2 separate regions of the Homo sapiens genome follow, and region 1 is linked to region 2. Evidence: read pairs that join two places in POLR2A ChIA-PET (ENCODE). Cell type or tissue: MCF 10A. All regions are shown on one strand. Links, peaks and the distances in the headings refer to the core of each region. The heading gives the core; the rest is flanking DNA. Region 1 has its middle 13 kb from the start of LINC01243. Region 2 has its middle 170 kb from the start of LINC01243.

Evidence for each region. Peaks named below come from ENCODE experiments on the same cell type or tissue, not always from the same donor. Only the 100,000 strongest peaks of a DNase experiment are listed, where the experiment ranks them.
Region 1: POLR2A ChIA-PET joins it to region 2 with 5 read pairs; 2 of 35 experiments call an interaction of 5 or more read pairs at or near these places.

The regions. Positions count from the first base shown.
Region 1 is chr9:31,392,938-31,395,873 of GRCh38, reverse strand. No RefSeq gene overlaps it. Among named protein-coding and RNA genes, the nearest start is that of LINC01243, 13 kb to the right of the region's middle. In MCF 10A, for the core only: no CTCF peak of the experiment used is centred there; a DNase peak (open chromatin) is centred at 1,543.
Region 2 is chr9:31,547,308-31,550,243 of GRCh38, reverse strand. No RefSeq gene overlaps it. Among named protein-coding and RNA genes, the nearest start is that of LINC01243, 170 kb to the right of the region's middle. In MCF 10A, for the core only: no CTCF peak of the experiment used is centred there; no DNase peak of the experiment used is centred there.

The DNA.
Region 1 (2,936 bases), core at 300-2,799, 150 kb after region 2:
TGAGGCGGGTGGATCACGAGGTCAGGAGATCGAGACCATCCTGGCTAACACGGTGAAACCCTGTCTACCAAATATGCAAAAAATTAGCCGGGCGTGGTAGCGGGCGCCTGTAGTCCCAGCTACTCGGGATGCTGAGGCAGGAGAATGGCATGAACACGGGAGGCGGAGCTTGCAGTGAGCAGAGATCGCGCCACTGCACTCCAGACTGGGTGACAGAGCGAGACTCCATCTCAAAAAAAAAAAAAAAAAAAAAATCAACTGACAGCATGAGCAAGATATCAAAATTTAGAACTCATAAAATGGATGAAAATTGAACTCAATTAGGAATGAGAAAATATTAAACGTAAAATACAATGATGATATTATTATTATTATTTTGTTATCAAATAGACACAGGGTCTCGCTCTGTTGCCCAGGCTGGAGTGCAGTGACACAATCACGGCTCACTGCAGACCTGATGTTCTGGGCTAAAGAAATCCTTCTGCCTCAGCCTCTGAAGTAGTGGGTGGTATTATAAATCGCAGAAAAAAAATGTAATTTGGTACAGGACAAATTAAAATCTGCAAAGAGAAGAAAATAACTTCAATCTAAAACAAAAGTAGTTTAAAAAAACTCACAAAGAAGAAATACAAATTTATAATAAACTACAAATATTTTAAATCTCACCAGTAATCAATAAAAAGGCAAACTGAGGCAAATTCTTAATTATAATTAAAATTAGCATGGCTATTTTGGTGTTAGAGCATATGAAAACTTACCTGTTATCAATAAAGACATAAAATTGTGCACACTTTCAGGAGTTAATAGTTTTATAAAAATAACTTAAAAAATAGTTATCAAAGTAACTTTTTTCTGTTTTGTCTTACAAAAATATTGAGACATGCTTAGAATGTTTTATGTACTAATACTTTTCTTTTTAAAGTAGTTGTAGTGTTGAAAAATGGGCAACAACCAAAGTATTTAACCATTGGCAATGTTTAGTTAAGTTTTGAGATAGGAAAATGTTAATGTATAACATAACCATTAAAGTCAACTTTTGTAGGATATCTTATACTGTTGGAAAAGAGATTATTATAAGTAATATTAAGAAAAGAGGTACAATCTAAATATATATAGATCATAATACTAATTTTAGATCAGATACTTTTATAGTTACACATATGTATACAATTGCTGAAAATAGCTTATCTCTTTGTGCTAAGAAATTGACAATTCTATTTTCTTCTTACTTTTCTTTTTGCTGAGGAGGTAAAGCCAAAAGCAACATTTATATTCAAATGTTGTAATAAAAACTGTTATTAATCTAAAAATAAATGTGTTGACCACAGTAGATATCAAAATAATAAAAGTGACTCTCACCAAACATGTCATCAGATATGAAGACCATAGTGCCTTAATTTTCAGGGTCTTCTGCAACTCATGAGAAATCACCTTCTCTAACTGATACAGAAACTACAGTAGAGTTCACAGTGTGGTAATTGTAACACATAATCCCTGAAACTGGAACAGAGCCATGCTCTTGTAAATAATTTGACCTAAGTCCAAGAAAATGTACTTGCTAGCATCAAGGGTTTTCTAAATAAAGCTACTTGGAAGACTCCTGGGATTCCCCTGAAATGAGCCACTTGACATAATTTTGCCCTATATCAGTAGAATAGCTGTAAACTAAAGATTTTGAAACATGTGATAGCTTTTAAGTTCTTAGCACGTTTATTAGAAGATGTGGCTATGCAGCTGTTATGGGTATTTAAGGAGCTGGGGAACATCCAAATTACAGCACCCTTCAACGGAATGAATTATTAAGAGGCTGTAACAACAATAGCAGTTGTTAGAGCAATGCCCTTTCTCCATAGATCTCACAAAGAGCCTAGTTAATATTACTGGGCCTCTGAAATGAGTAGGTAGCAAGGAAGATTTCTCCACTTACATGTAATAAAAGTATGTCTCAAGAAGCACCAATCACAATCACAAAATTATGTAGAAGGCAAACTAAAAATATTTGTCAACTATCAATGCATAGCAGGAAAAGCTTATTGATTGTTACTGCATATAGAGGAGAGTGGTGACTGCCAACAGTGAACATAGGTTCACAAAGAGCTAGGTTTATTGCAATAATATGCACTTTCTGGATTTAATGTCCTTAATGGCAGCAACTAGGCTGTTATATCAGAGAAATACTGAAAAAAAAAAAAAAGGTTTGGATTTCAGAAAGATATCTGACAAAAATGCTAAGTAAGTCCTTGTGAAAAAATTATTTGAGACTTATTTGTGAGATGTTTTGCAGAGAATTATAACATGACTAAATGATCTTATCTAGTGAACTGCTTTAAGAATGGAAGTCAACCACAATGGACAGGAAAGAATCTAGTTTTATATGGCAGGATTTGATTGCTTGTTGCATCACATGTTAAGCATTTTTTATCATTACTGTGAATGAGGGCTTACATGACACAACAAATTGTCAGATGACAGGAAACTAGAGTGATAAAGGCCACATGAATTGAGATATTCAGGATCTAAGATAACCTCAGGGGGCTGTAACATTAGAGGAAGTAAAACCAGATAAATTGCATTATGAATGAATATAAAAAGAAGCACATTTATTAACAAAAAAGTCTGAAGAGGTAAAGCATTGGCTAAATTTTAATGCAACTGACTTCAAATCTATTATAAGCCCAAAGTAAAGTGTGGCAATCGATACATAATCAAGTAGAATCATAGATTGCCTTAATAGAATAAAATAATGACTTTGATGGGTTTAATAACAAAGCAACTACTAATAATTTAAGTATGTTTTTATTCATTTATTGCTTTCATATTTAGAATAGTGCTGTGGATTAGGGAATACAATATAGCAAGATGAGTTAGAGATTTCTTTGGATTTCTTTGTCACTCTATGTTTATCTCACCTTTTGGGATGTACACCTTTTCGGTGG
Region 2 (2,936 bases), core at 174-2,673:
CAATCTTTCTCACATTTTAAATATTAATCATTTGGTTTAAATGTCTGATTTTAGGTCAAAAAAACTAGAATAAAAGCACCAATTTTCCAATGCCCAATTATATCTTAATGTATTTCTGTCTAACCGGAATTTTAAAAAAGTAGTTGAGAAAAGATACTGAGTTATTTTACAGAATAGAACTTGGAGTCTATGAGGACAGTTAATAAAATTTCCATCAAAGAGAAACTGAAAGGAAATTTAATCACTTGGTCAAAAGTATAATTGTCCATTTAGGATCTGAATATTAAATTTAAATGATGGTAGCAGTGCATTTAAATGTTCACACCTAATTCTTTTGAAGGATAAAGCTTCAAAATTTTGTATCATTCTGCAGGGATAAGACTCTTCTGTAGTGAAGGCATATGGGGTATTACAGTAAGTTTTACCAAATTCTTTCCAAGAAACAGTCCCTACTGATGGGGTAAGAACAGATCTAAGGAGACTTTGCTTTGGTATATTTACATTGAATAATATTTATAAATTTGATATTTAAATTGTAGATATATTACTTGGAAGCAACTTCTTTATCCTCAACTACTATCATGTGTTTAAAGCTATTGCTATTAAATAAGAGGTTGTATCAGGACTTAAGATATATTTTAAAAACCACAGGCATACACACATGTACACACATACTCAGAAGGTCAAATAGTTTGCAAAACTATAAAAATTCTAGCCCCTGCATTTATCATATCATTATTTTTAAAAGAAATTAATATAATAAAGTGGAAGTCATATGATCTATTTTCAAAGGAAAAATAAGGTAAAAATTTAAAATATGAAGATTATGAATCTTTATTATTTAGACTATTATGAAATAAGCAGGACAGTATCTTTTGTCACAGTGTCGTATTGCAAGTTTGACCAGCCCATGTCCCATTAGTAGGCTTATTCATATCTAGGAAGTATAAATAAATCTACAGATGTTTTGGTTTCATATGACTCTAAGGAATATAAAGAAAAATAAAAACTTTAAAATGTTGTGTGATCGCCCATTTATTTTTAGTGTTTTTTTTTTTTTTGAAATACGGTCTCCCTGTGTTGCCCAGGCTGGACGTGAACTCCTGGGCTCACCTGATACTCCTACCTCAGCCTCCCAAGTAGCTGAGATTACAGGCTCATGTTACCGTGGCTGGCTCTCCTATAATATTTAAATATAACATCAGTTGATGCAATGGACTTGTAATTGTAAATGAAACATTGTTCCTTATAGTAAATGAAATTCATATAATGTCTACTGGAGATGATTTTGCTGTTAGTTCAAGTGTTTGTGTTAACATATGGGATAGAGTATTATTAAAGTATGTCTACACTTCATCATTTTGTTTTGTTCGAACTGACAAACTAATGTAACTATGAATACCTTAAATAGTCAACACAATTAAATACAGCATAATTAATTAAATGAAATTCTAATTGCTTGAATGCATAATGTTCATGGGTCATTGCAACGGGAATCAGAATCTCTGACATGGATATTTGCTCTTGAGCAAACTACCCAGGTTTGCTTTTGAGTGTCAGCTTCGACATGTAAAATAAAAGCATTGGGTCTAATAATCTCTTTTGAAAGAAAAAAACTACTCTTTTTATGAGAACACCATTTTTACCCTTCAAACCATGGAAGATGAGCTCTCCCTCTGATCAGGAGGAAATGATTTTGACAAGGTTGTCAGTGATCTCTGAATTGCTAAAATAAGTAGGTGCCCAGCAGTTCTTGGCTTACTTGATCTCTGCAGCTTTAGATATGGAGATGGCTCTTTTATTTCAAAAACTGCCACCTTCTTTTGTTTTGTGATAGTGTTTTCCCCTGATTTTTCTTTTTCTTTGGTGGCCACACAGGTATAGAAAATTTAGTATTTTGGAACTGAGCTAAAAAACTTTGGCCACACAAATATTTCCTCTTGTATTTTCTTCCTTCGTGAATGGTATTACCATATCATTACCAAGTCAGCACACTTTGGTATAGGGTGTTACCTGCCATGAAGAAGGGGTAGATTTTTCTTCATACAAAGGTAATTTAATCTGAGCACCCCTCCTCCAATCCCACAAGGAAGAAAAAAGACTGTAATGTGTGAGGTCTGAGTCTGGTCAAATAAAGTTAAATCTTGCAAACAAGATTCTCCAGGGAAATGTGAAATGAATCAAATAGTAACAATTATCTAGGACTCAGATTTTGGAGGAGAATTAAATCTACTCTGCCCACTGCAGTGGCTGTTTGAATATTGGTTTTCATCCTGACTTTGGATGAGTTTTGGATTAGTTTTCAAGGTTATCTAGTGGGGGTAGGAAGGAAGATTTGGAGGGGATTAGGGCAATGAAGACACAACAAACTTCATGATTTTTATTAAAATGCAGCCATTTGTCTTGAGTAATCACTTTTTGGAAATCATTACTCACAATTCTCACAGACTTCATTTTTCCTTAATATATGAGTTTTTTGACATGACTTCTCAAACTTTTTCAAACAAAAACACATCTTTCTTTCATCAGCTGATGAAATATTTTACTAGTAAAATAAATGCAATCCAGAGGAACTATTTCATATTTCTACTACTAAATAAACAAATTTACCTACATATGTAATTACATTACCACCTACCCCCCTTTTCTAATGAAAAACATCTTTTTCCTATTGAAATCCAAACCAAATGGGTTGTGCTATAAATCTCATTTCCCCTCTCATACTCTAGTCTAGTTCATTCTTATAAATTTCTTCTTTCTTTTGAATTGTCATGTTTCTCTTTTTTACTGTATCATAACCAAAACCATACAACTGTAATATACTCTTTATTAAAAATTTCCTTCCTTAACTACCTGTTTTCTTGCTTTAACTGAACTGTATCTTTCCTTGCCTTTCTGCCTCAGGTTCACAACTATGTTACTTTTAACTCTTCCCA